Linked DNA regions of Homo sapiens: regions 2, 3 and 4 are each linked to region 1. A link is a loop called in an ENCODE intact Hi-C map of the cell type or tissue named here. Cell type or tissue: OCI-LY7. All regions are shown on one strand. Region 1 overlaps TBC1D9 (TBC1 domain family member 9). Region 2 has its middle 52 kb from the start of TBC1D9. Region 3 overlaps TBC1D9 (TBC1 domain family member 9). Region 4 has its middle 27 kb from the start of UCP1.

Region 1 (8,000 bases):
CTCAGATGATCTGCCCATTTAGGCCTCCCAAAGTGCTGGGATTACAGGCATGAGCCACCATATCCAGCCTATTTAGTATTCTTCTTTATATGCATTTATTTATTTATTTATTTATTTTTTATTTTTATTTAATAGAGATGGGGTCTCACTATATTGCCCAGGCTGGTCTCAAAATCCTGAGCTTAGGCAGTCCTCCTGCCTCTGCCTCCCAAAGTGCTAGGATTATAGGCATGAGCCACTGCGCCCGTCCTATTTAGTATTCTTTACAAGACTGATATGCTTTGGCTGTGTCCCCACTCAAATCTCATCTTGAGTTGTAGCTCCCATGATTTTCACTTGAGTGGGAGGGACCCAGTGGAAATAATTGAATCATGGGGGCGGTTTCCCCCATACCGTTTCATGGTAGTGAATAAGTCTCACGAGATCTGATGGCTTTATATGGGGAAACCCCTTTCGCTTGGCTCTTATTTCTCTCTTTGCTGGATGCCATATGAGACGTCCCTTTGCTCTTCCTTCATCTTCCACCATGATTATGAGGCCTCCCCAGCCATGTGGAACTGTGAGTCAATTAAACCACAGTCTTTTGTAAATTGCCCCCTCTCAGATATGTCTTTATCAGTAGCATGAAAATGGACTAATAGATTAATTATAATGGTGTATATTAATCTTATTTTCCTCTTATAACCACCCCCCATTTGAAAATCTAATAAAAGCTATGGACTCTACCTTGAGAAAAATGAAAGCACTCCAAAAAATTGCATGCAATTTTAGGAGTTTAATGGATCTCAGGTGAATTAGAACGTAGGGGCTTCAAGTTAAAATATCTCAAGAGATGGAGACAGTTTCTCGTTATACAAAATCAAATGTGTGATTCCTTCAGTAAGCTGTTCTCTCAGAAATGTGTTTGTGTATCAACTATGTTTAGGGCGCTGAACTTTACAAAGATTTAAAAGAAAAAGCCAGTTTTTGTTGGGTCACATTATTAACCTTGAGATGAAACATGGGTGAACAAATTCGGGAGATTTGAGAACATAGGCATGGAGATGGTAAGAGTGCAGACTAATTAAGTCCATATCAAATTGTTCCATCTGAGTTAGAGCATTGGACTGTCCAGGAATTTGACATAGTGCATTCAGTGGAGACCTCCACAACTAGGGAGACTTTCCATTTTATAATCAAACAACCAAATAATTCCCAGAAATGTATGAGAAATAACAAAGTGATATTCATGAAGCCCTGACTGGTTAGGAGGTGTATGTTTTTAGGATAAATGCTTTCATCTTGCCAGCTTGTAAGTACTGTATTAGTAAAGTTGCAACTAGTAGTGCTTGTGTATTTATTTATAAATACACAGGGGGTTAGGGATGCCAATCCCCCATGCAGTCAAAAATCTGTATAATTTTTGACTCCCCCAAAACTTAACTCCTAATAACCTACTGTTGACCAGAAGCCTTACTGATAACATTAACAGTTGATTACACATATTTTTTGTTATATGTATTATATACTGCAGTCTTATTATAAAGCAAGCTAGAAAAGCAAGTGTTATTAAGAAAATCCTAAGGAAAAGAAAGTATATTTACTGTTCATTAAATGGAAGTGGTTCATCATAAAGGTTTTTGTCCTCATCGTCTTCACAAAGTTGAGTAGGCTGAGGAAGAGGAGTTGGAGGGATTGGTATTGCTGTCTCAGGTGACAGAGGCTGAAGAAAATCCCTGTGTGAGTAGATCCAGGCAGTTCAAACCCATGTTGTTTAAAGGTCAACTGTAATACAAAAGCAGTTAAAATTTATGTTAGCTCCTAATGGAACTTAATGTTATAATTGGTGTCAATGAAAAGAATCAAACTCTGTAAAATATTTAAAGAAGTCTATTCTGAGCCTAATATGAGTGACTGTGGTCCAAGGCACATTCTCAAGAGGTCCTGAGAACATGTCCAAGGTGTCCAAGGTGGCTGGGTTATAGTTTGGATTTATACTTTTTAGGGGGATGGACATAAGACATCAGTATATGTAAGGTGTAATTGGTTTTGTCTGGGCAGACAGGACTACTCAAAGAGGTGGGGCTTCCAGGTAACAGGTGGATTGAAAGATTTTCTGATGGGCAATTGGTTTAAAGAGTTATTATCTATAGATCTGGAATCAATAGAAAAGAGTGACTGGGTTAAGATAGGAGTTGTGAATAGAAAGGAGTGACTGGGTAAAGGTAAGGGGTTGTGAAGACTGAGATTCTTTTTTTTTTTTTTTTTTTTTTTTTAAACACTCTTGCTCTGTCACCCAGGCTGGAGTGCAGTGGCAAGATTTCGGCTTACTGCAATCTCTATCTCCCAGGTTCAAGCGATTCTCCTGTCTCAGCCTTTGAAGTAGCTGGGACTACAGGTGTGTGCCACCACACCCAGCTAATTTTGTATTTTTAGTAGGGACGGGGTTTCACTATGTTAGTCAAGCTGGTCTCAAACTCCTGACCTCAGGTGATCCACCCACCTTGGTCTCCTAAATTGCTGGGATTACAGGTGTGAGCCACAGCCAGGGCCCCAAGGCTCTTACGTAGATGAGGTCTCACAGGTGGATGCCCTTAGTGGGAATAGATGGCAAGTGTTTTCTACTCAGACCTTTAAAAGGTGCTAGACACCTAGCTAATCTCTTTAGGATCAGAAAAGTGACCTGATCTCTGTTTTAATGTTAATGCTGGTCAGTTGTGCCTGAATTTGAAAGGGAGAAGGGTATAATGAAGCATGTCTGAAAACCCACCTTCCCATCATGGCCTGAACTAGTTTTTTGGTTTCTTTGAAGTTCCCTTGGCTGAGAGAAAGGGTCCATTCAGTCAGTTGGGGGGTCAGAATTTTATTTTTGGTTTATATTGGTGACTTCTATGTGTTGGGGTGGGCAGTAGTCTATAGCTGTGTGTGGAGTTGGCTCATAATACATATTATTAATAGGAAAATGCTGCTGACAGGAAACATGACCAGACAAAAGCAGATTTTGCTTGCTTGTCCCATGAATCCCCCCCACCTCCATCCCATTATTATTATCAACTTTAAGATAATTTTGTTCACAGAATTCCATTGTCCATACCAATTTCTCTTGAGACTGATTTATTCTACAAAGAAACCGTGGGAATGAATGCTTATAATTTGTGCAGGATTTGACATGACATTTAACAACTTCTGGGTGTTTGTAAACTGGCCACAAAAACTAGGCAAGAAAAAATTTACTCCAAGCGTCCTAGAAATTTGAGGAATTTGAAAGGTTGAGGCAGACCTGCTGCTCTAGGGACACTGCATATCCTTTCTGCTTTGCCTTCCTCATGCACAGAGAGGACCCACTTTATGAAGAGTCAGATTGTGAATTGTGATATGGTTCCCAGGCCTGACCACAAAAGCCTGTTTTGTAGTTATGTACAGAACAGGATTTGTAATTATGTGGACCTAGGCAGCTTACAATGCCAACAGCTGTGGTAGGTACCACCTTGAGTTCTGAGTCTTGGAGGTGGAAGCCCATGCCTGCTTCATGGCACAGCAGTGTGCAGGGAATGCCACAGACAAAAGCCCTGAGGGTGGCTCTTTGCACAGCGTCTTTGTGTTCTCTGCCTCCCTCACTGACTTCTACTCTTTAGTCCTTCACTTAGTAAGCAGACAGCTGGATTCAAATCACAGCTCCACCTGTTGGACATGTGATTTGCAAAGTTTCTCTTCCTCTCTGAGCTTAATTCCCTTATTTAAAATGTGGCTTAATAACGTTTTAGCACCCGTTATGAAGAATCTGAGATAAGTCATGTAAAATACAGGAAACATAAAGAACCATTCATAGATGATTGTCCCATCATTGTCCTCCCTTGGTGATGATCTCATGTAGGTATTAGGAGGCAACTGGCTCTAATTCACAGCAATGTGTGAGTAATGGAAGAGTTCTGCAGTTTACAGAGACATTACATTTTCTGAAGGATGCTGTTAAAGCAAATGGATATCTGTCTGATATTTAGGCAGTTTGACAACATTAAGTCAAATACTCAGGCTTTTTGGAGAAGATAATTTTTGATCAGCAACCTTAAATTGTTTCTACGTAACTCCTTCCATCTGTCCTTCCCTCCTTCCTTTCCTCCTTCCTCCCTCCCTCCATCCCTTCCTTTCTCTCTCCTTCCTTCCCTTCCTTTTCCTCCCTTCCTGATACTGTATGTACATTTTGAAAGCTCTACCAGTAAAAGGTAGTTTCTTTCTTTCTCTTTCTCCTCCTCCTCCTCCTCCTCCTGCTCCTCCTCTCTCCCCTGCCCCTGCACCTTCTTTCTTCTCTCTTTTCTCTTCTGTTTCCTTCTTGCACAAATAGTCCTCTCTGAGAATGGCAAACTGGAATCACCAGGGAGAGGACTGGAGTGGGAAAGACAGGAGGAGGGGTCACCTTTTCTCTTTGGGGGTTTGTGGGGAGTGTGTGTATGTATAGTTACTAGAAATTTGTAATTTGAAAACATCCTCTACTAGTGAAACTAGAGAACTGTGAAGAAGTCAATAACCCACCTTCTGCTTTTCTTTGTTTTCTTTTCTTGTCAGATGTGCATTCTAAAAAGCCCAGTGGATGAGTCAGTCTTTTTTTTTTTTTTTTTTTTTTTTTGAGACAGAGTCTCACTCTGTTGCCCAGGCTGGAATGCAGTGGTGCAATCTCGGCTCACTGCAACCTCCACCTCCCAGGTTCAAGCAATTAGCCTGCCTCAGCCTCCTGAGTAACTGGGACTACAGATGCCCGCCACCATGCCCAGCTAATTTTTGTATTTTTAGTAGAGACGGGGTTTCACCATATTGGCCAGGCTGGTCTCAAACTCCTGACCTCATAATCCACCTGCCTCAGCCTCCCAAAGTGCTGGGATTACAGGTGTGAGCCACTGTGCCCGGCGAGTCATTTTTTAAGGTGTTCTGCAATTGCCACTGGCTTCTAGTTGATTTCAAATGGCATGTCACAGTTTTGCTGTTAGCTTTGTTGATGAAAAAATCCAAACTCTGTAAAATATTTAAGGAGATTTATTGAGCCAAATGTAAGGACCATGACCCATGACACAGCCTCTGGAGGACCTGAGAACATGTGCCCGGGGTCATTGAGTTATAGCTTGATTTTGTACATTTTAGGGGCACAAGTTACAGGCAGACGTGAACCAACCCATGTAAGGTGTACATTGGTTTGGTCTGGAAAGGTAGGACAACTCAAAAGGGAGGGGGCTTCCAGGTCATATGTGGATTCAAAGATTTTCTGATTGGCAATTGATTGGAAGAGTTAAGTTATTGTCTAAAGACTTGGAATCAATAGAAAGGAGTTTCTGGGTTAAGATAAGGGGTTGTGGAGATCAAGATTTTTATTATGTAGATGAAGCCTCCAGATAGCAGGCTTTAGCGAGAAAGATGGTAAATGTCTCTGTTTTGTTTTTGTTTTTATCTGGACAGGGTCTGGCTCTGCCGCCTAGGCTAGAGTGCATTGGCATGATCTCTGCTCACTGCATCCTCTGCCTCCTGGACTCAAGCCATACTCCCACCTCAGCCTCTCAAGTAGCTGGGACTACAGGCACATGCCACTACACCTAGCTAATTTTTGTATTTTTTTGTACAGACAGGGTTTCACCACATTGCCCAGTCTGGTCTTGAATTCCTGAGCTCAAGCAATCCGCCTGTCTCAGCCTCCCAAATTGCTGGGATTACAGGCGTGAGGCACCACACCTGGCCTGATAAATGTCTCTGATCAGATCTTAAAAGGTGCTAGATTCTTAATTAAATCTCTTCTGGATCTGGAGGAGATTTGGAAAGGGAAAGGGATTCTCTGCAAAATGTAGATTTCCCCCACAAGAGATAGCTTTGCAGGGCCACTTTAAATATGTCAAAGAAATATTTTGGGGTAAAATACTTCAATTTCTTTCTTTAGGGCCTGCTATTTCTCATGTAATGCTATACTAGAGTCACGTTGGAGTTTGGTATCTTCTTCCTACAAAGAATCTGTTTTGTAAGTCTTCAGATCTCTGTTTTAATGTTAATACTGGTCAGTTTTTCTGGAATTCCAAAGGGAGGAGATTATAATGAGGTATGACTGACAGCCCTCACCACCCCACCCTGCTCTATTCTTCCTACCATGGCCTGAACTAGTTTTTCAGTTTACTTTTGAAGTCCCTTGGCTGAGAGGAGAGGTCCATTCAGTTGGTTGGAGGGCTTAGAATTTTATTTTTGGTTTATAGGTTATTTACATATTCTTTCAGGGAACATTAGATTGCTAGATTTTCTAGTTGTGAGATCCACTCAGGAAATCCATTAAGATTTTCCTTCTAACTCTCCACTGGAGATCTAAGTTAGGAACTTTCATTTGGATGAAATTGACAGCCAAAATGAGTGATTGAGGTATAAGTCTCACTCCTCTCTATTTATTAAGCCAGCTTTAGGGCATGTCTGGGAAAAACACTAGCACAGACACATCTGTGGCTGTTTTTCCAAAGAGGTTTTCCAGAGGTTTAATATGTTTACATTTCCTTAAAGCAGGGGAAGGCATGTGGGAAAAGGGGAAGGTATGATGTAAGGCAATGGTTACATTCCTGGGACACTTTAATTAGTGCCTAGTGAACCTGCATTTTACATAAGATAAGGTGAATGTTTGAAGAGAAAGAGCGAGTAAAGGGGGAGTTCATTATGTAGACCCTCTCTGGGTAGGTGGAGGAAATGAACCTTGTCTTTCTCCTGCACCCAGGAAGATGAGATTGTAATTGGGTATTACTGGTGTGGAAAACACTTTAGTTTTAGGAGCTAGACTTAGATTGTTGACCTCAAGTTAAAATTGTCTGTCCCTGTTTTTGGAAATCCAGAAAAGAATTTACTTATTAAAGATCTTTTAGAGCAGTCCTTCAGCAGATGCCTGAGGCCTTTTACCTTTCCATGGGAACTTGGCTAATACATAGTGTTAGGAACAGCTATTCATTTGGAAGAGGCCTGTTGTATGACTCAGCCTCTGGACTGAAGTTCAGGGGTCTAGAGATTATTAATCAGGGGCCTAAAATCAACTCTTTTACTTTATATCTGGGTGCAAGGAGCACAAAGCTAGATGAAGTTCCATGAGGTGATGTCAGAAATGCACACCCATAACTGTACCTCCACTCCTACCTTTTCAGCTCCATTATTCTAAGGCATGCTGGACAGATACTTGCTAGAGTGAAGATCAAGCAGAACATTAAGGATTTGGTCTCTGTTTACACTGAACAAACAAAAGGGAACTCTTGTTTATCTAATTCTGTTTCTTCTAGATTACTTTTAATGCTTCTGTTTAAAAAAAATTTTTTTTTTCAATATGATAGGGTCTTGTTATTGCCTAGGCTGGTCTTGAACTCCTGGCCCCAAGCGATCCTCCCACTTCAGCTTCCCTAGTAGCTGGGACTATAGGCATGTACCGCTGTGCCCAGCTTTAATGCCTCTTAATAAGGAAAATTCTACATTTTGGTAATATGTACAAATGAATTTTTAAAAATTCATTTTATAATTAGCATAGACAATATATAGACAGAAGAGCTAAAATTTGCCGAAAATCTGTGATTCAGGCATCCTGCTGAGAACTTTTTCATTCTTTAATTGATTGTCATAATAACCTTGTAGGTTAGATATTATTCCCCTTTATATATGAGGAAACTGAGTTCTCAGAGAAGTATTTACCTGAGGAAACCCTGGTAGCATAGGCAGAGCTTGGATTTGTACTCATTTTTGATTGAGTTTAGAAAAAGAAAAGGATTAAAATGGGATATTATTTTTACAAAAGGAGGGAGGAAGATGATCTTACAGTGCATCCTTTAGAAAGCTAAAGGAAACTTGGGCAAAGTGAGTTCCAGTCTTAAAAATTCAGTTTTGAGCCAGGTGCGGTGGCTCAGCCTGTAATCCCAGCACTTTGGGAGGTGGGCAGATCACCTGAGGTCAGGAGTTTGAGACCAGCCTGACCAACTTGGAGATACTCCGTCTCTATTAATAATACACAGTTGGCATGGTGGCACACGCCTGTA
Region 2 (8,000 bases), 65 kb before region 1:
TACACTAACTGATTTCATCTTTATAAAAATACTATGGGATAGTCATTATTTGTATCCCCCTTTTGCAGGTCAGGAAACTGAGTGGTGAAGCAAGTCACCCAAGGTCACTGTTAAGGGCAGAGTTATGCCCACCCACCTGCCAAAAATTTCCGAGTTCTGTCCCCCTCTCAGTACCTCAGAAGGTGACCTTATTTGGGAGATAGGTGACTCGGGAGATAAGGGATTATGGGTAAATAAGTTAAGACAAGGTCATTAGGTTGGCCTAAATTCAATATGACTGGTGTCCTTATAAAGAGGGGAAATTTGGACACCAAATTTGCATGTGCAGAGGAAAGACCATGTGAAGACACAGGGAGAAGACATCTACACGTCAAAGAAAGAGGTTTCGGAAAAAACCAGCTCTGCTCACACCTTGATCTTGGCCTTCCAGCCTCCAGAACTGTGAGGAAATCAATGTTTGTGGTTGAAGCCACCCAGTCTGTAGGACTTTGGTATGGCAGCCCAAGTTGACTAAGACAGTCACGCAGATAGGTAGATGACATCTGTTGAAGAAGGTGTAAGTTCAGAGCTCAGAGTAATTGCTGCGACAATGTCATGGAGGAGAAATAAATGTCAGCTAGAGGATTCAGCACCAACCTCGCTGTGGAGATGGCAGTTGAACAGGGCCTTGAAGAACTATAGAGGTATCCTCCAGGATGAGAAAAATAACAAGTGCATCTGCAGGGAGTGGAGGAGGACAGCCCAGGATGCACGGTCTCTGCAAAGTGAAGTGGGGCATTGCTGGGGCTCCAGGGGGTGTGAGCCCACTGTCAGCCCCAAGCCTGCTTCTCTAGTTGAATGCCCTGGGGAGGGGGCATAGGAACCTGCTGGCTGTGGCAGCCAGTGCAAAGAGGAGCCCACCAGCTGGGTGTGGGAGCTGGAAACTGTCCCATGCAGGGAGGCTTTTAATCTCCCTCAGCAGCTTCGGGAGCCTTGGCCTCCAGGGAGAGGTGCCTTCTGCTCTCACTGGGAGGCTCCCATCTGCTCACCACCCTGTGAAAATCCACAGCCAGGACCTGGGTGACGCCTCTGCTTTTTGACCTTTCCCATGTAGAGAGCTTAGTTTATTTGTTTTCTACTCTAATTATAAGATATTTCTAAACGGCTCATCCACTAAAACCTCTGTTTGTTAGTCTAGCAGGTAGCGAAGCTCCCCTGTTTAAAATAAAATATACTTCTCTTGCCTTTCCCACACTGTGAGGGTTAATTCTATGTGTCAGCTTCACTGGGACACAGTGCCCAGATATTTGCTCATTTTTCTAGATGTTTCTATGAAAGTATGCTTTTTGGGATGAGATTAAGATTTAAGTCTGTGGACTTTGAATAAAGCAGGTTACCCTTCACGATGTGAGTGTGCCTCATCCACATTCTATTGAATGGGAGGGAAGGAGGGAAGGAGAGAGGGAGAGAGAGGGAGAGAGAGAGGGAGAGAGAGGGAGAGAGAGGGGGAGAGTGAGGGAGAGAGAGGGAGAGAGAGAGAGAGAGAGGGAGAGGGAGAGAGAGGGGGAGAGTGAGGGAGAGAGAGGGAGAGAGAGGGAGAGAGAGGGAGAGAGAGAGAGAGAGAGAGGGAGAGAGAAGGAGAGAGAGGGAGAGTGAGGGAGAGAGAGGGAGAGAGAGAGGGAGAGGGAGAGAGAGAGAGGGAGAGGGAGAGAGAGAGAGGGAGAGGGAGAGAGAGAGAGGGAGAGAGAGGGAGAGTGAGGGAGAGAGAGGGAGAGAGAGACAGAGGGAGAGGGAGAGAGAGAGAGAGGGAGAGAGGGAAAGGTGGGGAGAGGGAGAGAGGGAAAGGTGGGGAGAGGGAGAGAGGGAAAGGCGGGGAGAGAGAGAGATTGATTGAGAGAACTGACAAGGGCTGTGAAAGATGTTTAGCATGAAAAATTACTAAAAAAAAAAAAAAAATCAGAAGGGAGAGTTTTGTTTTTACATTTTCCTAATTAATTACCAAGACATAAACCACACCTGATCCATCAAATAGAAAATGACTAAAGAGGATGAAATGTGCCTTTCAAGTGATACAAATCTATGCATAGTCAGTATGAACAATAGCTAATACAGATGGGCAGGGAGACCAGGTAGGTACGATGGTGTAGTTGAAGTGGCATTGTCAGCCAGGTGCAGTGGCTCATGCCTGCAATCCCAGCACTTTGGGAGGCTGAGGCAGGTGGATTGCTGTTCCAGATGAGGCTAGGCAACATAGCCAAACCCTGTCTCTACAAAAAGTACAAAAATTAGCCAGGTGTATTGGTACATGCCTGTAGTCCCAGCTACTTGAGAGGCTGAGGTGGGATGACTATTTGAGCCCAGGAGGCAGAGAATACAGTGAGTCGAAATCGCACCACTGCACTCCAGCCTGGGCAACAGAGCGAGGCCCTGTCTGAGAGAGAAAGAGAGAGAAGAGAGAGAGAGAAAAGAAAGAAGAGAGAGAGAGTTGTCATGTTATATCGCAGAGCATTTTTTAAAAATAGGTATTTTCTATACTGTTGCAAAATGTGTATTTTTTTTTTAACTCTGAAAGAGAAGAAATAGAGCTGTGGCTTATGTTTCAGGATTTCTGCAACTGATTCCAAGTACAATCAGGTCGACAATAGTAGAATCTGTTTTTCAACTAGGAAGTTGTGGGGAGGAAGACGAAGTTCCTGTATTCCTTTCTTTCCTCTCCCGTGAGGCTATGTTCGTACTGGATTACATAAAGGAAGCTGCAGGCTGGTCAGCCTCCATCTCAGAGCTGTGACCTTGCTGGATCTTGCTGCTTTGTGGAGCAGTGCTTAATATTTAGGGCCTTAAATTGAAATCAGGCACCCGAACAGATATTTGTACACCCTTTTTTTTTTTTTGAGAAGGAGTCTTTCCCTGTCGACCAGGCTCCAGTGCAGTGGTACAGACTTGGCTCACTGCAACCTCCACCTCCTGGGCTTAAGCAATTCTCCTGCCTCAGCCTCCCAGGCAGCTGGGATTACAGGCATGTACCACCATGCCCAGCTAAGTTTTGTATTTTTAGTAGACAGAGGGTTTTTGTCATTTTGGCCAGGCTGGTTTCAAACTCCTGACTTCAAGTGATCCGCCCTCCTCGGCCTCCCATAGTGCTGGGATTGCAGGCATGAGCCACCGTGCCCGCACCCGGCCTGTACACCCATCTTCATAGCAGCATTATTCACAATAGCCGAACAGTGTAAACAACCCAATCCGCAGATGAATGGCAAAACAAAATATGATGTAGAATAGACATACAATGGAATAGTATTCAACCTTAAAAAGGAAGGAAATCCTTATAAGTGCTAAAACTAAGTGAACCTAAGTGAAATAAACCAGACACCAAAGGACAACTATTGTATGATTGTACTTATATGAGGCACCTAGAATAGTCAAGTTTATGGAGACAGAAAGTAGAAAGGTAGTTACCAGGGACTGGAAGAGGCGGGAATTTAGAGTTGTTTAATGAGTACAGAGTTTTAGTCTGGGATGATTAAAAACTTCTGCAGATGAATGGTTGTGATATTTGCAAAACAATGTGAAGGTATGTAATGCCACTGACCTGTACGCTTAAAAAAGGTTAAGATGGGGCCGGGCATGGTGGCTCACGCCTGTAATCCCAGCACTTTGGGAGGCTGAGGCAGGCGGATCACAAGGTCAGGAGATAGAGACCATCCTGGCCAACATGGTGAAATGCAGTCTCTACTTAAAAAAATACAAAAAAAATTAGCCGGACGTGGCGGCGGGCACCTGCAGTTCCAACTACTCGGGAGGCTGAGGCAGGAGAATGGCATGAACCCGGGGGGACGGAGCTTGCAGTGAGCCGAGATCATGCCACTGCACTCCAGCATGGGCGACAGAGCAAGATTCTGTCTCAAAAAAAAAAAAAAAAAAAAAAAAAGGTTAAGATGGTAAATCTATGTGATAAGACAAAAACTTCAGCTGAATTAAATTTAAAGAAGTTTAATTGAGCAATGAACTATTCACAAATCAGGCAGCCACGTGGTGGAAGATTCATGGACAGAATAAGGAAAGGGAGGTTCGGAAACAGCTGGATTGGTTACAGGTCTGCATTTGCCTTATTCGAACACCGTTCGAACGGTTGGCTACATTTCATTGGCCAAAACTTGGTGATTGGCACAACTGTAGGCTATGGTCTGTTTACACCTCCACTTGTTATAGTTTACAATGTACAGCAAAACCTTTAGGCTGAACTTAAAATACGTAAGGAGGCAGCTTTAGGCTAAACTTGATTTAACATATGTGTCTTTTACCATAATTCTAAAAGAGAAGATTTAGGGCTTCAGGGTTAGCCCAATCTGCGTTCAAATTTATGTCTACCACTGACTAATGATACTGCTTTGACCTTGACCAAATTTGTTAGGCTAAGAGCCAACTTCCCCATCTCTGAAATGGAGATGATAGTATCACCTGCTTTACAATGTTATTGTAAGGGTAAATAGCACAACATATGTAAAACTCTGAGCCCAACACTCAGCAGATGGAAATGTTGAAAGAATGTTGTTTATATTATTAGCTGTTATCTTCTGGGAGAAGAGAACTGAAACCTCTAAGAGGAACTAACAGTTTGCAATGCTCTGCTTTCTTTGGCTGAAGTTTTCATGACCCTCTGCATAAATAAACGAGTTTAAAAAAAAAAATCTTCTCAGTTGTGCAGATGTTCCTTTCCAAATATCCAAGTTACTCCAGGAAGCAGGAGAAAACAACTCCAAATCAGAGAAGACTGGACACATGAGTAGAACAGGAATAAAGTAAACATATCTTAAAATGCAAATAAACATTATCTGCAATAATGCAAAATGAACTTGCAACCATCTCGATTAAATGGGGGAAGAAATCCTGTAGAGTCTAACAACCAGGAGGTGGTACACGGCGATTAGCTGTCCAGCACCCTTTAACTTAGGCTGGGTTTAATGCTACTAACAGTCTATTTAGTTAGTATGCCCTCCACTGTTTGAGTTTAGAAAATGTGACAATATTCATAAGTTCCGCCAAGGTTGGTTCTTCTGTCCTACTTTTCCCATAAAACCTGTTACCCCACCATGGAATTTCCTACTACTTTTTAGGCTAAAGTTTCCGGAAAATAACATTTAAGTTTTATGGAGGGAATTTTGTTGTATCATTGGTTACTTTCTAAGTGATTGTTTCTTCCCAGTACATTTAATTTAACTGTCACCAGTTACACTCGAGTAACAGAGAACTCTGTTTTCTATCTGCAGTCTTCCCTTTGACTGTATCAAACAATGCAGATCTTCAGCTCTGCCACTACGCCAATATCTCCCAGCTCAATCCTTGGTCTTCAACAAACAGGATTTCCACTTACCTGCTCTAACACCTGAGGATAGATGAATATTTTCCTGCTTACCCAACACACTTTGACCCAAACTTAATCTACCAGTGTCTTTGCTAACCAGCTCACCTATGCTGCCTGGACCTCCTGTTTCCAGGTGGGAAACCAGGACTGCCATATAGAACCCATGGCCTGATGGCAGCACCTGGCTCAGCTTGCCAAGCTCTATGCTTAGGGAGGTGACTTTATCCAGTTTTCACAAAAGTTCTGCCCAGGTTGTAAATGGTCTAGTGGACGATCACAGATACCGCTATCTGTAGAACCTCTCTTTGCCATCTGGGTCACATCCAGTCGGTTGCCAAGTCCTGAAAATTATACCTCCTTATTAATTCCCACATTTGTATTCTCTGAAAAGCCCTGCTCAAGCCCTCAGTATTTCATGCCCTACACACAAAGTTCTAAATCATAGAGTATCAAAATATTCTATGGAGCTTTATAAAGTGCACACTCCCCAGCCCCATTTCTGGAGACTGTAAATCCACAGATCTGGGATGGGGACCGGGCATAGTTATTTTTAAAAAGCTCTACAGACAATTTTGATGTATGACTCTCTCTGGTTGAAACTACAATATTCAGCCTCTGGTCCCTCAACCCCCTCCCTCCCAACCATAGTTGACCATTTAAACACTGCTGTCCAGTGCATCTTCACTGTGAAGATGGTACTGCACTCTTGATCTTTGGGACAAAATTTAGAATCAGAACAATAACCAGAGCATATACTCTTTCCTCTTAAAGATCGCAAGTGATGAGGTTAATGACGCAGTTGGAGAAAATTCTGGTCTGACTAACACTTTCATTAGAAACTTGGTTGCTCTGCTTGGCTGGCTAGGTGTTTGTTTCTCAAGTTTCTCTCCATCCTGGCCATTGCTATCCTCTATCACTAAGACCATTGCAATAACCTTCTAACCGGTTTCCCAACCTTCTGTTTTACTTCCTACTCTGCACTGTCACAAGTGAATCCATTCTCTGCACTGCCCACAAGTGAAATCATTCTGGACGTAAATTTTAGCAAAACATTAATTATGTTTAAAATTCTACAGCGATTTCCCAGTACCTTGTGAGAAATTCCATACTCCTACCAAGGCCTTCCCAGAGCTGGCCCATGACTAATTCTCTTGCCTTATGGCTGGCCTTTATCCCTTATGTCCACTAGGCTCAAGGACCCAATAAAGTTCTTGTAGGTCCACAAATGCTTTGTGCTTCTCATCCCTGCACCTTTCTTAATTTTTTTTTAAAATAGGGATGGGATCTCACCATGTTGACCAGGCTGGGCTTGAACTCCCGGACTCAAACGATCCCACCTTGGCCTCCCAGACTGCTAGGATTACAGGTGTGAGGCCATCACACCTGGCCATCCCTGACCTTTCAACGCACTGTTCCTCTATCTAAGATATTCTCTCCAACATATCCCCTTTCCCTTTCATCTGACCTATTTACCACTCATCTTCCAGCTTTCAACCTTCAACACTTCCTCACAAGTCCTTCCCTGGCCTTTTTTTAGGATCAGCCCCTTTACAGTGTGCTGGGATGGCATCCATAGTTCTCTTATCATCTCATCATCTTAATGGCTCCTTTAGTGTCTGTTTCCCCCATTAGACTGCAAACTCCCTGAGGGTAGGACCATGTGTAAGTTTATCACTGCTGTATCCCCATGTCTGAAGTGGGCACATGGCTTGTGCTAGATACATGTTTACTGGAATAATAAATGTTGAGATCAGCAGAAAAATAAAATATGTTGGTAAGCATTTTTATGTGAAACAATTAAATAAAGTATATATACATCTATTGATCCAATACTCTGTGCTAGACATTTTTCTAGGGCCTTGGAAAACAAAAGAACAAGATGGGTTCTCTGACCTCCTGGAGCTGACAATTTAATGCAGGAAATCAATGACTATAATCCAAGTCCACCGTAGCTTCAGTAAAGGTTATAAAAAGTGCCTAGAGTTTTATATATCAACTCTGGAAAAAAGCAGTGCTATAAATATCTAAAACAATGATTCTTGAAGGTGGGCTCAAACTATCCCATAGCCTTCCATATGTATTCTTTAGGGGCTGCCTGGGTTCCTCTCCCAGCTCCACTATTTTTTATCTGTGCAACTTGGAGCAAGTTACTTAACTTCTCTGTACTTCAGATTCATAATTTCTATTAGTACAAGGATTAAGAAATTAATGTATTAAAGTGTTTAGCACAGTGCTTGTCACATACTAAGGGCTCAAAATGTGAGTTTTCATCATTATTATCAAGACTTAATACAGGTGGGTGCCAGTGGTTCACGCCTGTAATCCCAGCACTTTGGGAGGCCAAGGCAGGCGGATCACTTGAGGTCAGGAGTTCAAGACCAGCCTGGCCAACATGGTGAAACCCCGTCTCTACTAAAAATACAAAAATTAGCCAAGCATGGTGGCATGCACCTGTAATCCCAGCTACTAGGGAGGCTGAAACAGGAGAATCACTTGAACCCAGGAGGCAGAGGCTGCAGTGAGAGAGATCACACCACTACACTCCAGCCTGGGCAACAGAGCATGACTTCGTCTCCAAAAAAAAAAAAAAGACTTCATAGTTACAGGAAGTTTCTAAGAATAAAATTTGATGTTTGTTGGTCAGGCACAGTGGCTCATG
Region 3 (8,000 bases), 120 kb after region 1:
TTGCATGGAAATGTTTCAGGTACGGGTAAAATAAGTAAGCCAAAACTGTCTTAGAATCTTACCATATAAAGATAACTAATAATTCACCTTGAAATATTTCAGTTTTTTATTCAAATTGTACACATACACACCACAGATATATGTATATAGAACTGGGATCAAACTACCTATACAGTTTTGTATCCTGCTTTTTTTACTTGAAATCCAGTGAGAATATTACTTTGTCATTAAAATTTCTTTGAAAATGTGGTTTTTAAATGGCTATATAGTATCCATTGCATGGACTTACCATACATTAAATATTTTTTAAAAATCCACTTGTTGCCTACATCATTTTCAACATTAAGAGGGGAGGAATTTCCCAACAACACATAGTACACTTTCCTCACTGTGTCTTAAAAGCTACTGAGATTAATTTGACACGTAATACAGTAAAGGCCACATCTCTGTCTGACCAGCCAGCTTTGGGTGGTTGAAGAAGTGCTGGAATGCACCCTAACAGCCAACAAACTGCATGGGAAACTGAGGGCATTGTACACCTCTCTATTTTGAAGTCCCTATGTGCCCTGTAATGTCTCGTTTTAAGAAGACAAAACAGTTATAAGTGGGTTCCTTAAAAGTCATATTTTTGAAGTACCAAATTATAAATCTGAAGTAGTTTTATAGCATGTAACATTTTAGCAAAAAAAAAATTTTCTCTCTTCTGCCAACATAGATTTTAATTTCCTTGAAAGAGTGAGTTCTGGATCTTTTGCAGGGTCTGGCAAAAAAAATCTGTCTCATATATGCAAAGTTAAATGATAATGTAGAAAAGACAGGAGAGAAATCAACATTCATTGGGGCAAGCACTACCATTTTTTAAGTACTAAAGGCTATGTGGCATTATCCCATTAATTTTTTTTTTTTTGAGATGGAGTTTTGCTCTAGTTGCCCAGGCTGGAGTGCAATGGCACCATCTCAGCCCACTGCAACCTCTGCCTCCTGGGTTTAAGCAATTCTCCTGCCTCAGTCTCCCGAGTAGCTGGGATTACAGGCATGTGCCACCACATCCGGCTAATTTTTCTATTTTTAGTAGAAACAGGGTTTCACCATGTTGACCAGGATGGTCTTGAACCCCTGACCTCAGGTGATCTGCCCACCTTGGCCTTCCAAAGTGCTGGGATTACAGGCATGAGCCACGCTGCTTGACCCTCCATTAATTTTTTATTGTACACTGAACCCCAGCTGTGAGAAAGAATTCTGCGGAGGTCCTTTACCTGGAGATAGTGTTGTCAGATAAAATTATGGGACATGTAGTAAAATTTGAATCTCAGATACAAAATAATTTTCTTAGTATAAGTATGTCCCCTCTAATGTCAGGGTTATACTTATCCCCCCCAAAAATTGTTGTTTATCTGAAATTGAAATTTAACTGAATGTTTTGTTTTGTTTTGAGGAGTTTTTTTTTGTTTGTTTGTTTGCTAAATCAGGCAACCCTACTTAGAGAGTCTTCTATTTTCCACTACAAATGCTAATTCCATGGTCATATTATATAACATTCTACTTTTTTCTTCTGAACCATTTCTTGGTAGTTGTTGGATTGGATAGCAGAAGCAAACAGGGTGCAGATGATGGCTTTGTTACGGTGAGCCTAAAGCCAGACAAAGGTAAGGATATTCTCTTCTATATGTTTACCTTCTTGCTGGTTGTACACTTGTTTTTTGGCCTGTAAGCACTTATTTCTTGACATTTGGGTTGTAGGGAAGAGAGCAAATTCCCAAGAAAATCGTAATTATTTGAGACTGTGGACTCCAGAAAATAAATCTAAGTCAAAGAATGCAAAGGATTTACCCAAATTAAATCAGGTAAGTGCTTAAAGTTCAAATCATTCGCTTCAAACCTGGACACTCTTTTTTCTATGACTGAAAAGTCATCGATAAATGTAGACTCAATACCCATCAAAAATAATAACTGGGGCCTTTACTTAGTATCCATTTGGACCTATTTTGTGCATGTATTTATGCATCAAAAATATGCTCCATTGTGAAAAAACGACTTCCTCAGAGGAAATGTGAACCACAACATATTCCATTTTGAGAGTAAATGCATCTTATTGCAATCATTAAAAATACCCTCAGATACTCGAAAGACAAACACATTGCTGTTTTCAGATCACCGTGCTTAGCTATAAAGGTGTCTGCACATTTTCCTTAAAAACCTGGTGAAATGAGGAAGAAAAAAACAATATAAATAATTATAGGCTGAAAATGCTAAGTTTTGTAATTGAAGAACAGAAGTCATCTGGGTGGAGACTGAAAGCACTAAAGCATTACTTCTGTCCAGGGAGATGGGGCATGTGTCGTGGGAGGAGGGATTGGAGCTAACCTTGGAAAAATTGAGGTGCATGCTAAAGTGTGTAGACGTGAAAATAGATGAGTCTCGGATTTCCTTAAGATGTTTCAAAAAGGGAAAAGAGAACAAGAAAAAAGTTACTGAGCCAAATGTATGACATAGTCCTTCTTGACTCGAGGTGAGCTGTACATGGATGTTTACTTTTTCATTCCAACTTTCATAGATGTTGGAAAATTTTCAAATTAAAAAATTGGGAAAATAAGCTGGGTGTGGTGGCTCACACCTGTAATTCCAGCACTTTGGGAGGCCAAGGCAGGAGGATCACTTAGCCCAGGAGTACAAGACCAGCCTGGGTAAAATGGCGAAACCCCATCTCTACAAAAAACGCAAAGATTAGCAGAGTATAGTGGTGTGTGCCTGGGGGGCTGAGGTGGGAGGTTCATGTGAGCCCAGGATGTTGAGGCTGCAGTGAACCGTGATTGCACCACTGCACTCCAGCCTGGGCGACAAAGAGAGACCCTGTCTCAAAAAGAAATAAAAATTAAAAATAGAAACATCAATAGGAGACTTTAAACATGTCCATCCAGCCTAGGCGGAGGACTTTCCAGGGATCTTTAGGCGTTCTCATTTAAATGGCTTTACAGTCCACTTCAGTGCTGCCTTTCTGCTCCCCCAAGATTTCACATTGTGTTTTTCCAAATCGCTTTTCAGGGGCAGTTCATTGAACTGTGTAAGACAATGTATAACATGTTCAGCGAAGACCCCAATGAGCAGGAGCTGTACCACGCCACGGCAGCAGTGACCAGCCTCCTGCTGGAGATTGGGGAGGTCGGCAAGTTGTTCGTGGCCCAGCCTGCAAAGGAGGGCGGGAGCGGAGGCAGTGGGCCGTCCTGCCACCAGGGCATCCCAGGCGTGCTCTTCCCCAAGAAAGGGCCAGGCCAGCCTTACGTGGTGGAGTCTGTTGAGCCCCTGCCGGCCAGCCTGGCCCCCGACAGCGAGGAACACTCCCTTGGAGGACAAATGGAGGACATCAAGCTGGAGGACTCCTCGCCCCGGGACAACGGGGCCTGCTCCTCCATGCTGATCTCTGACGACGACACCAAGGACGACAGCTCCATGTCCTCATACTCGGTGCTGAGTGCCGGCTCCCACGAGGAGGACAAGCTGCACTGCGAGGACATCGGAGAGGACACGGTCCTGGTGCGGAGCGGCCAGGGCACGGCGGCACTGCCCCGGAGCACCAGCCTGGACCGGGACTGGGCCATCACCTTCGAGCAGTTCCTGGCCTCCCTCTTAACTGAGCCTGCCCTGGTCAAGTACTTTGACAAGCCCGTGTGCATGATGGCCAGGATTACCAGTGCAAAAAACATCCGGATGATGGGCAAGCCCCTCACCTCGGCCAGTGACTATGAAATCTCGGCCATGTCCGGCTGACACGGGCGCCTTCCCGGGGGAGTGGGAGGAGAGGGAGGGGAGGGATTTTTTATGTTCTTCTGTGTTGAGTTTTTTCTTTCTTTCTTTTAAATTAAATATTTATTAGTACCTGGCTTGAAGCCTAGTGTTTTCATAATGTAATTCAATGAAAACTGTTGGAGAAATATTTAAACACCTCAATGTAGGTACATTACACTCTTGTTGCGGGGAGGGGATTTACCAGAATACAGTTTATTTCGTGAATTCTAAAAAACAAAAAGATGAATCTGTCAGTGATATGTGTGTATTATAACTTATTAATCTTGCTGTTGAGCTGTATACATGGTTTAAAAAATAGTACTGTTTAATGCTAAGTAAGGCAGCAGTCATTTGTGTATTCAGGCTTTTTAAATAAAATTAGAGCTGTAAGGAAAATGAAAAGCCACAAATGCAAGACTGTTCTTAAATGGAAGGCATAGTCAGCGAGGGTAAATCCTATACCACTTTAGGAAGTATTAAAAATATTTTTAAGATTTGAAATATATTTCATAGAAGTCCTCTATTCAAAATCATATTCCACAGATGTTCCCCTTCAAAGGGAAAACATTTGGGGTTCTAAACAGTTATGAAAGTAAGTGATTTTTACATGATTCCAGAATAACACTTGTATTGACCAATTTAGACAGATACCAGACCAATTTTGCATTTAAGAAATTGTTCTGATTATTTACGTCAACTCATTAGAATTCAGTGAAAAGTAACAGTCTTTTGTCACAGAGAATCTGAAAGTAGCAGCAAAGACAGAGGGCTCATGACAGGTTTTTGCTTTTGCTTTGCTTTTGTTTTTGAAAGAGTAAAAGTACTGATGCTTCTGATACTGGATGTTTAGCTTCTTACTGCAAAAACATAAGTAAAACAGTCAACTTTACCATTTCCGTATTCTCCATAGATTGAAGAAATTTATACCACATATCGCATATGACCATCTTTCCATCAAATCAATGTAGAGATAATGTAAACTGAAAAAAAATCTGCAAGATAATGTAACTGAATGTTTTAAAAACAGAACTTGTCACTTTATATAAAAGAATAGTATGCTCTATTTCCTGAATGGATGTGGAAATGAAAGCTAGCGCACCTGCACTTTGAATTCTTGCTTCTTTTTTATTACTGTTATGATTTTGCTTTTTACAGATGTTGGACGATTTTTTCTTCTGATTGTTGAATTCATAATCATGGTCTCATTTCCTTTGCTTCTTTGGAATATTTCTTTCAACACATTCCTTTATTTTATTATACATTGTGTCCTTTTTTTAGCTATTGCTGCTGTTGTTTTTTATTCTATTTACAGGATGATTTTTAAACTGTCAAATGAAGTAGTGTTAACCTCAAATAGGCTAAATGTGAACAAATAAAATACAGCAAATACTCAGATACAGCTTTTTATCTTTGTGCTTGAGTTCCTGCCTAAGGCAATAACATTATTCTTTTGACAACTTTTGCAGGGGAAATTATATCAGGCAACCATTTTGATTAAGTAAATAAATTTTATAGGCAAACATAGAGAGAGAAATACAATTTGTAGTATATCAATGACTATATTTAAAATAAGGAATATAATTGTTATCAGTTATCTAACTTAAAATGCTTATCCATAATGATCAGTGATATTCAGCTTTTTAAAATATGCTTGTTGGTTGCATGTCTGTCTTCAAAACCACAATGAGATACCATCTCACACCAGTCATTAAAAAGTCAAAAAAGAACAGATGTTGACGAGGTTGTAAAGTAAACAACACAAATATACCGTTGGTGGGAGTGTACCTTAGTTCAACCATTGTAAAAAGCAATGTGGCAATTTCTGAAAGAGCTAAAAACAACTACTATTCAACCCAGCAATGCCATTACTGGGAATATACCCAGAGGAATATAAATCATTCTGCTATAAAGACACATGCATGTGAATGTTCATTACAGCAGTGTTCACAATAGCAAAGACATGGAATCAATCTAAATGCCCATAATGGCAAATTGAATAAAGAAAATGTGGTACATATACACCACGGAATACTATGCAGCTATAAAAAACAAGATCATGTATTTTATGGGAACATGGATGGAGCTGGAGGCCATTATCCTTAGCAAACTAATGCAGGAGCAGAAAACCAAATGCTGCATGTTCTCACTTGTAAGTGGGAGCTAAGCGATGAGAGCACATGGACCCAGAGAAGGGAACAACACACACTGGGGCCTCCTTGAGGGTGGAGGGTGGGTGGAGGGAGAGGAACAGAAAGAAATAACTATTGGTTAATAGGCTTCGTACCTGGGTGACAAAATAATCTGTACAACAAACCCCCATGACACTAGTTTACCTATATAACAAACCTTCATATGTACCCCTGAACCTAAAATAAAAGTTAACAAAAAAAAATACTCATTCCATCTAAGTAATGACGGTGAAAATGCGTCTGTTTAATCCTTATTAACATGCTATAATGCCATTTGGTTTAATCAAGTAGCTAGTCATTTATTGGACTCTAAGATTATTACACGTGACTCCATGTGTTTTTATCTTTGATGTCTTAAATATGCCTCAAGAAATAACTGCAAAATCTAATACTCTCACCCACCTGTACTTTGCCAAAATCAGAGATAGCATTGAGCGGGAAATAAGAGTGTTTTGTTTAAATGTGTAGCCCTGGATATAGAAGAGGAGCCAGCATTTTCCATTGTCATTAAGAAAGTGACAGTAAATGAGTAGCAAGTCCCTCTGAAAGCCTGTCTCTATTAATATGCTGAGAATTCTGTTGCAATCTTGTCCTTATTCGTTCAAGCACATCATAGTGCTTTTCATCACAGCAGCAATATACTGCATAATGGCAGGTTTTAGTCTGTGTTTACTTCTAAAGGATGCACAGGGAGGAGCCTGAACCCTTGAGCTGAAATTTCCAGCTTCGTCTACGAGACAAATAGGCTCGTCCTCTCATTCGCTACATCAGAAGAACATCCTGGGGGAATTATTCCGCCCTCAGCTTCCAGAAGACAGGTGACACATTTCTAGTTGTTCATGGTTGTGTTATGCACTTTTCGTGTCTCCATGGATTACTCTCTTTGATTTCAACTTGTGATTTACCATCTTCTCTGTTTTTTGGGGGGTGTTTGTTTTGTAGGGGTTTTTGTTTTGTTTTGTTTTGTTATTTGTTTTTGCTTTTGAGACAGAGTTTTGCTTTTGTCACCCAGGCTGGAGTGTGATGGCACAGTCTCTGCTCACTGCAACTTCTGCCTCCGGGTTCAAGCAATTCTCCTGCCTCAGCCTCTGAGTAGCTGGGATTACAGGTGCCCGCCACCATGCCCAGCTAATTTTGTATTTTTAGTAGAGATGGGGTTTCACCATGTTGGCCGGGCTGCACTCGAACTCCGGACCTTAAGTGATCCACCCGCCTCGGCCTCTCAAAGTGCTGGGATTACAGACATGAGCCACCATGCCCAGCCATTATCATCTTCTCTGGCCACTTTACCCCCATCTCTGTCAGTCCTTCCTATGCTAATATAATAATGATGACACCAGTGCAGAGGAAGGGCTCAGTGTCTATATCTCGGTGAGGTTCCTGCTCCACAGCACTGGGTCCTGGCCTCAGTGGAGCTTTCACATAAGAACAAGCAAAAGAGAAAGCTACTGCTACAGAAAAGGAACAAAGCAAACCATGCAGAGTGTGGATGCGGGGAAGGGATGATGCCAGAGAAACCACAGATCTAAGGATATCAGGATATCACTGCTTAAGCACCACTTTGAAGCTGATTCTAGGGAGAAGCAGGATAAGCTATGTGGTAGAACCACAAAGAGAGCCACGGCCAATAAGGAGGCTCATGTCCCAACAGCATCCTCACCCCCACCAAGGTGACGCAGGCCGAGCACCCTGGCTTCTGGGCACAGGGCAACTCCCGCAGCCTGCTCTCTTCAGGGCAAACCTCTTTAGGAAGGGTGGTGAGGTTTCTCCTCCTCACTTTCCTGGCCCCAGAGACTCTATAGGAACCTCCCAATCTCAGTAGAGTAGCCTTGGTCTGGTCTCCAGCTGAAGCGTTGTCTAGGAGCCTGAACTTAAAGAGATTCTGCTTCTTGAACCTAGCAGGGAAACTGAAGTGGAGGTGTTGGCAGCTGCCTTATTTCCACTTCCAGTTAAGGGCTCCTCTGGTTGTGTATTTGTCATTACCCATCCTGTGAAAAGGCTCTTTTGTTACAGATTCAACTTCTAACC
Region 4 (8,000 bases), 150 kb after region 1:
AAGGAGTCCAAGCTTAAGACCACTCCAAAGTACCTAAATTGATTACAGAGACATCTCCAATAAGTCATCTAAAATACTTATTAATGGTAATAAATCACCTCACTCACTAAGTCAAAGCTATTCCCTTTGCAGATGCAATAGCCAATAATACAGTTATAGCATTAATTGAAAATATAGTGTCCAAGTTTAAAATCATTAAAAAGCTATCCCAAGCCCTAGACATTAAATATCATACTCCTTGGCACCCATCTTCATTAAGGAAAGTAAATAAGACAAATCAGATTTTAAAGAACCACTTAACCAAATCAGTTCTAGAGACTCAGTCACCATAAACCAAATACCTTCCTGTTGCCCTGTTAAAAATCTGGACTGCCCCTCAGAAAGTATAAGCCTTTCTCCTTATGAGATAGTCTAGAGAGTGCCTTATTTACACTCCACTGCTGACATTCCCACATTTAAAACAAAAGACCAATTCCTCAGGAATTACATACTTGGTCTCTCCTCTACTTTCTCTTTTCTTGAAACCAAAAGTCTCATAGTATAAGTGCCATCTCTAGAGTTCCCGGCACATCAGCATCAGCCCAAGGATCACGTCCTCATCAAAAGCTAGAAAGAAGGAAAACTCAAGCCAACCTGGGAGGGACCTTACCTAGTGCTTCTAACCACTGAAACTGCAGTCTGGACAGCAGAAAAAGGATGGACCCATCACACCCAAGTCAAGAAAGCACCGCCACCCCTGAAGTCATAGGCCATTATCCAAGAGGAGAACTCCCTCAAACTAAAGCTAAGAAAAGTTTAACTCTCTTTCATCTATTCTATTATTCTTTCTTCTTTCCTCATTCTATTGCTGACCTTGTTATCAAGGTAACTAAGTCAGACTCACCCCATATCATTACCTTTGATGCTTGCCTTGTTATACCTTGTGAGGAGTACGAACAATGGCAAAGGCAAATCTCTACTTTAGAAAAATATCTCTACCACTTCAGAGAAGCCACTGACCCTGCGCCTTGCTCATGGCGGAGGTACCAAGACACCCCAAGTTAAGAAATATGTTCTCAAAAGGCAGATGTCATCCTAACCACCAGAGAACATGGCAGGACTTCCCCACAAAAGGCTGTACCAACCTAAATCTTACCTCTGCCTTTCCAAAAGAACCACCCCCTCTAACTGTCAACCTTACCGTTGGATCAGTGATTATCTCCATTAATGCCCCTACCTCCACCAACCCTGCACCCCCTTTAGAATGCTTTTACAGCTTAGGAGCAGAGGACAATAGATACGACCCTATAGGCTTTTTCAAAATATGCTTTATTGCCCCCCTTCCCTTCTCCTTCTAAACCTTCTACCCTGCCCGACAACAATGCCAAAGTAAATATTGTAGAAGTGAAGGATCTAAGACAAACTCTAGCAGTTGAAACAGGATATCAAGATGTAAATGCCTGGTTGCAATAGATCCAATATTCCATCCACATGTTAAACAAAAGCAATTGTTATGCTTGTGCGCATGGCAGACCAGAGGCCCAGATTGTCCCCTTTCCACTGAGACAGTCCTTCAGTCTACCAGACATAAGCTGTATAGTAGCTCTTTTCCAGGATTCCACAGCCTGTGGCAACAAGTCATGCCAAGCTCTCTCTCTGTTACATCCTGAAGTTCAACACCCTGAAGGCAGCCCCCAAGGGCCATCCAGCTTCCATCTCCCAACATCAATTTCACCTTGTGTCTCACACAACAGGGGGAGAACTTGGTATTCCTTAGAAGCTTAACAAGATGTAGTGAGCTCAAGCCCTTCCAAGAGCTTACCCATCAGTCTGCCCTTAGTCATCCTCGAGCAGACGTATAGTAGTATTGCAGTGGACCCTTAATGGACACTCTGCCAAGTAACTGGAGCAGCACTTGTGCTCTTGTCCAATTGGCTATCCCTTTCACTCTAGCATTTCATCAACCAGAAAAAGAAAAACCACAACACTGAAAAATAAGAGAAGCCCCTTATGGGTCTTTTGACTCTCAAGTTTACATAGATGCCATTAGAGTCCCACAGGGAGTGCCTGACAGATTCAAAGCCCATGACCAAATAGCTGCAAGATTTGAATCTATATTTTTACAGATAACTATTAATAAAAATGTAGCTTAGATAAATTACATCTATTATAATCATCAGTGGTTTATTAATTACACCAAGGATGCTATCAAAAGAGTAGCTGGCCAATTAAGGCCTACTAGCCAAATGGCTTAGGAAAACAGAATAGCTCTAGACATGTTATTGACCAAAAAGTAGAGTTTGTGTTATGATTAAAACCCAATGTTGTACCTTCATCTCAAACAACAATGACCCCAATAGGAGCATAACAAAGGCCTTGCAAGTACTTTTCGCTTTATCCAATGAATTAACTAAAAATTCTAGAGTCAATGACCCTATTTCAGGATAGCTAAGAAAGTAGTTTAGTAAATGGAAAGGAATCATAGCCTCAATTCTTATTTCTCTTGCTGTCATAATAAGTGCATTCATTCTTGTTAAGGTTGTGTCATACCATGCATCTGTAGGCTCATACAAAGGATTGTACAAACAGTACTTACTAAAGCTTCCCTTATTTCTCTTCCACCTTATTCAAGTAAGCTTTTCCTTTTAGAAAATCAAATCGAACGGCAAAGCCAAGACTTGTTAAAAAAGTTTGAAGAGGCCGGGCATGGTGGTTCATGCCTGTAATCTCAGCACTTTGGGAGGCCGAGGGGGGGTGGATCATGAGGTCAAGAGATGGAGACCATCCTGGCCAACAGGGAGAAACCCCATCTCTACTAAAAATACAGAAAAAAAAAATTGCCAGGAGTGGTGGCAGGTGCCTGTAGTCCCAGCTACTCGGGAGGCTGAGGCAGGAGAATCACTTGAACCCAGGAGGCAGAGGTTGCAGTGAGCCAAGATAGTGCCACTGCACAATCTTGAAGATAACATCAGAAAAACACTTCTGTACATTGGCTTATGCAAAGAATTGATGACCAAGAACCCAAAAGCAAATGCAACAAAAACAAAAATAAATAAATGGGATCTAATTAAACTAAAAAGCTTCTGCACAGCAAAAGAAATAATCCACGGAGTAAATAGACAACTCATAGAGTGGAAGAAAATATTCACAAACAATGCATTCGACAAAAGACTAAAATCCAGAATCTATAAGGAACTCAAACAAATTAGCAAGAAAAAAAAATTCCATCAAAAAGTGGGAAAAGGACATGGATAGACAATTCTCAAAAGAAGATATACAAATGGCCCACAAACATAAGAAAAAATGCTCAACATCACTAACTATCAGAAAAATGCAAATTAAAATCACAATGTGATACCACCTTACTCCTACAAGAATGACCATAATTTAAAAATCATAAAATAATAGATGCTGGTGTGGATGTGGTGAAAAGGGAACACTTTTACACTGATGAGGGAAATGTAAATTAGTACAACCACTATGGAAAACAGTATGGAGATTCCTTAAAAATTTAAAAGTAGAACTACCATTTGATCCAGCAAGGAAAAGAAGTCATTATATGAAAATGACACTTGCACATTCATATTTACAGCAGCACAATTTGTAATTGCAAAAATATGGAGCCAACCTAAATGTCCATCAACCAATGAGTAGATTAAAAAAAATGCAGTATATATACACCATAAAATACCTCTCAGCCATAAAAAGAAATGAAATAATGGCAATTGCGGCAACTTCTACGGCGTTGGAGACCATTATTCTAAGTAGAGTAACTAAAAAATGGAAAATCAAATATCGTATGTTCTCATTTATAAGTAGGGACTAAACTATGAGGATGCAAAGGCATAAGAATGATATGATGGACCTTGGAGACTCAAGGAGAAGGGTGGGGGGGATGAGGCATAAAAGACTAATGGCACAGTGTACACTGCTCGGATGACAAGTGCCCCAAAATCTCAGAAATCACCACTTAAGAACTCTCCATGTAATAAAAAATCACCTATTCCCCAAAAACTATTAAAATAACAAAATTTTAATATAAATAAATAAACTATGAATCAGAAGCCCTGTAACAGGGGTGTGATAGGGAAACGAATCAAGTTCCTGCCTACCTAGGATGGGGAGCAGGTACACCACCCTTACCCCCTCTCAGAGGCTCCAGGCACTTCACCAGGAGCTCCTCCCAGCCACCCTCAGCAGGGCTGGTGCCTGCACTTGCCACTGGGGTATTCATGGGCAAATCAGGGCCTCAATCTCTGCCCAGCTGTGTTTCCCCACTCCCACAGAACAGGAAGCTCAGAGCACCAGGCACTCCACTGTCTAGTCCTTCACCTGAAACAACAGAGAGCACCTCACAGTAAACAAAGAACAGGTACACACCTACCTGCTTGTGCTGCAGCTGACTCTTACCCACAAGCACCATCTACTGGCCTGTAGGGCAAACCACACAGCCCAATATAAAATCCGCCAATAGAAGTGCATAGGGCTATAGAAACAAAGCCCAAAGACTCTACCCAATCCACTCCTCTCCAGATGAGAAGGAACCAGTGTAAGAATTCTGGCATCATGAAAAACCTGAATGTTGAGGTACCACCAAAGTATCACTATGTCTCCAGCAATGGCCCCTAATCAAAATGAAAACCCAGAAATGACAGATAAATAATTCACCAGCACTTTGGGAGGCCAAGGCAGGCGGATCACAAGGTCAGATCGAGACCATCCTGGCTAACACGGTGAAACCTCGTCTCTACTAAAAATACAAAAAATTAGCCAGGCGTGGTGGTGGGCGCCTGTAGTCCCAGCTACTCGGGAGGCTGAGGCAGGAGAATGGCGTGAACCCGGGAGGCGGAGCTTGCAGTGAGCCGAGATCGCGCCACTGCACTCTAGCCTGGGCAACAGAACGAGACTCCGTCTCAGAAAAAAGAAAAAGAATTCAAAGCGTGGATTGCAAGGAAGCTCAACAAGATCCAAGATGGGGCTGAAAATCAACACAAAGAAACTTCAAAAGCAATGCAGGAAACGAAAGAAGAGATAAACATCTTAAGAAGAAATCAATCACAGCTACTGGAACTGAGAAACTCATTTAAGAAATTTCAAAATATAATGGAAAGCATTAACAAAAGGCTGCATGAAGTAGAAGAAAGAATTTCAGAGCTTGAAGACTGGTCTTTCAAACTAACCCAGCTGGACAAAAATAAAGACAAAAGAACATTAAAAAATTAACCAAGTCTCCAAGAAAGATGGGATTATATAAAGCAATGAAACCTGCAAATTATTGGCATTCCTATGAGAGAAGGAGAAAAAATAAACAACCTGGAAAACATATCTGAGGAAATAATTCAAGAAAATTCCCTAATCTTGTTAAAGAGGTAGACATCCAGATACAAGAAATCCAGAGGACACCTGCCAGATAATATACAAAATGAGCATCACCAAGGCATATAGACAGAGACTAAGTTCAACCCTAAAGAAAAATTCTTTAAGGCAGCTAGAGCAAAAGGTCAGATCACATACAATAGGAACCTCATCAGGCTAAAAGAGGACTTCTCAGCAGAAACCTTACAAGCCAGAAGAGATTGGGGGCCTCATTTTTAGCATTCTCAATGAAAAGAAATTCCAACCAAGAATTTAATATTCCACCAAACTCAGCTTAATAAGCGAAGGAGAAATAAAATCCTTTCCAAACAAGTAAACTCTAAGGGAATTTGTTAACACTAAACTAGCCTTATCAGAGGTCCTTAAGAAAGTTCTAAAGATGGAAATGAAAGAATAAATCTGGTACCACAAAAACACACAAGTGTATAACCACAGAACCTATGAAGCAACTACACCATCAAGTCTACAAAACAACCGGCTAACAACATGATGACAGGATTAAAACTACACTTATCAGCCGGGCACAGTGACTCACACCTGTAATCCCAGCACTTTGTGAGGCCGAGGTGGGTGGATCACTTGAGGTCAGGAGTTTGAGACCAGCCTGGTCAGTATGGTGAAACCCTGTCTCTACTAAAAATACAAAAATTAATTGGGCATGGTGGTGGGTGCCTGTAATTCCAACTACTTGGGGGAATGAGATAGGATAATTGCTTGAACCCAGGAGGCAGAGGTTGCAGTGAGCCGAGATCACACCACTGCACTCCAGCCTGGGTGACAGAGCAAGACTCCATCTCAAGAAAAAAACAAACAAACAAACAAAAAACCCTCACTTATCAATATTACCCTTGAATGTAAATGGTCTTAACACCCCACTTAAAAGGTACAGAGTGGCAAGTTAGATAAACAAGTCCCATGTGTCTTCAAGAGATCCATCTCATATGTAATGATACCCAGGGCTCAAAGTAAAGGGTTGAAGAAAGATCTATCACACAAATGGAAAACAAAAAAGAGCAGAGGTTGCCATTCTTAATATTGATAAAACAGACTTTAAACAAACAATGATCAAAAAGGTCAACAAAGGGCATTAAATAATGATAAAGGGTTCAATTCTACAAGAAGACGTAACTATCCTAAACATATATGCACCCAACATTGGAGCACCCAGATTCATAAAACAAGTACTTTTAGACCTATGAAAAGACATAGACAGCCACACTATAATAGTGGGGGACTTCAACATCCCACTGGATTGTGTTAGACAGATCATTGAGGCAGAAAACTAACAGAAATTCTGGACTTAATTTTGACACTTGAACAACAGGACTTAACAGACACCTACAGAACACACAACCCATCAACCAGAGAATATACATTCTTCTCATCTGCACACAGAACATACTCTAAGATCAACCACATGATCAGCCATAAAGCAAGTCTCAATGGATTCAAAAAAGTTGAAATCATACCAACCATACTTTCAAATCATAGTGGAATAGTAATACTAATCAATACCAGAAGATCTCTCAAAACCACAGAGTTACATGGAAATTAAATGACTTACTCATGAATGACTTTTGGGTAAACAATGAAATTAAGGCAGAAATCAAAAAATGCTTTGAAATAAATGGAAACAGAAGCATAACATACCAACATCTCTGAGATGCAGCAAAAGCAGTGTTAGAAGGAAAATTTATAGCTATAAAGGCCTGCATCAAGGAGTTAGAAAGATCTCAAATTAACAGTGTAATATTGAACCTAGAGGAACTGGAATAATAAGAACTAACCCCAAATCTAGTAGAAGAAAAGAAATAACTAAAATCAGAGCAGAACTGAGTACAGTTGAGACCCCAAAATCTATACAAAGGATCAACAAAACTAAAAGCTGGTTTTTTGAAAGGATAAACAAGATCAATAGACCACTAGCTAGATAATCAAATAAAAAAGAGAGAAGATCCAAATACGCACACTCAGAAACGACAAAGGTGTCATTATGACTGATCTCACAGAAATACAAAAGATACTCAGAGACTATTATGACCACCTTTCTGCACACAAACTAGAAAATTTAGGGGAAGTGGATAAATTCCTGGAAACACACAACCTCCCAAGGCTGAATCAGGAAGAAATCAAAACCCTGAACAGACCAACACTGAGTTCTGAAATTGAATCAAATAAAAAACCCAGCAACCAAAAAGAGCCTTGGACCAGATGAATTCACAGCTGAATTCTACCAGACATACAAAGAAGAGCTGGCACTAATCCTACTGATACTATACCAAATAATTGAGGAGAAGAAACTCCTCCTCAACTCATTCTACAAAGCCACCATGACTCTGATACTAAAATATGTCAAAGACACAACTAAAAAAGAAAAATACAGGCCAATATCCCTGCTGAACACAGATGCAAAAATCCTCAACCAAATCCAGAAACACGACAAAAAATTAATTGGCCATAATCAAGTGGGCTTTATTCCTAGGATACAGGGTTAGTTCAACACATATGCAAATCAATAAATGTGTTTCACCACATAAACAGAATTAAAAATAAAAACCATATGATCATCTCAACAGATGCAGAAAAAGCTTTTGATAAAATCTGACATCCATTCATGATAAAAACCCTCAACAAACTAGGCTTCA

The links. Hi-C counts contacts between places; a loop is a spot of excess contacts. Peaks named below come from ENCODE experiments on the same cell type or tissue, not always from the same donor. Only the 100,000 strongest peaks of a DNase experiment are listed, where the experiment ranks them.
Region 2: it touches region 1 in a loop (4-fold over the local background); 5 of 110 quality-filtered maps call a loop at or near these places.
Region 3: it touches region 1 in a loop (6-fold over the local background); 11 of 110 quality-filtered maps call a loop at or near these places.
Region 4: it touches region 1 in a loop (7-fold over the local background); 2 of 110 quality-filtered maps call a loop at or near these places.

What each region holds. Positions count from the first base shown.
Region 1 is chr4:140,739,135-140,747,134 of GRCh38, reverse strand. All of the region lies in intron 1 of TBC1D9 (TBC1 domain family member 9), which reads left to right. LOC124900786 (a long non-coding RNA gene) reads right to left here. Exons shown (of 3, transcript XR_007058282.1): 3 at 1,696-1,764. Among named protein-coding and RNA genes, the nearest start is that of TBC1D9, 13 kb to the left of the region's middle. In OCI-LY7, CTCF peaks have their summits at 3,502 and 3,704 (motif pointing left); DNase peaks (open chromatin) are centred at 2,364, 3,634 and 4,534; H3K4me3 peaks cover 2,436 bases; H3K27ac peaks cover 2,857 bases.
Region 2 is chr4:140,804,579-140,812,578 of GRCh38, reverse strand. No RefSeq gene overlaps it. Among named protein-coding and RNA genes, the nearest start is that of TBC1D9, 52 kb to the right of the region's middle. In OCI-LY7, a CTCF peak has its summit at 4,940; DNase peaks (open chromatin) are centred at 4,118, 4,508, 4,878 and 5,259; H3K4me3 peaks cover 2,666 bases; H3K27ac peaks cover 5,053 bases.
Region 3 is chr4:140,617,960-140,625,959 of GRCh38, reverse strand. It overlaps TBC1D9 (TBC1 domain family member 9), which reads left to right. Exons shown (of 21, transcript NM_015130.3): 19 at 1,572-1,646; 20 at 1,741-1,844; 21 at 3,043-5,178. The coding sequence ends at 3,765. Among named protein-coding and RNA genes, the nearest start is that of UCP1, 53 kb to the right of the region's middle. RefSeq lists an enhancer at 7,150-7,753. In OCI-LY7, no CTCF peak of the experiment used is centred here; DNase peaks (open chromatin) are centred at 4,589 and 4,869; H3K4me3 peaks cover 2,127 bases; H3K27ac peaks cover 5,521 bases.
Region 4 is chr4:140,591,556-140,599,555 of GRCh38, reverse strand. No RefSeq gene overlaps it. Among named protein-coding and RNA genes, the nearest start is that of UCP1, 27 kb to the right of the region's middle. In OCI-LY7, CTCF peaks have their summits at 4,184 and 4,392 (motif pointing left); a DNase peak (open chromatin) is centred at 4,415.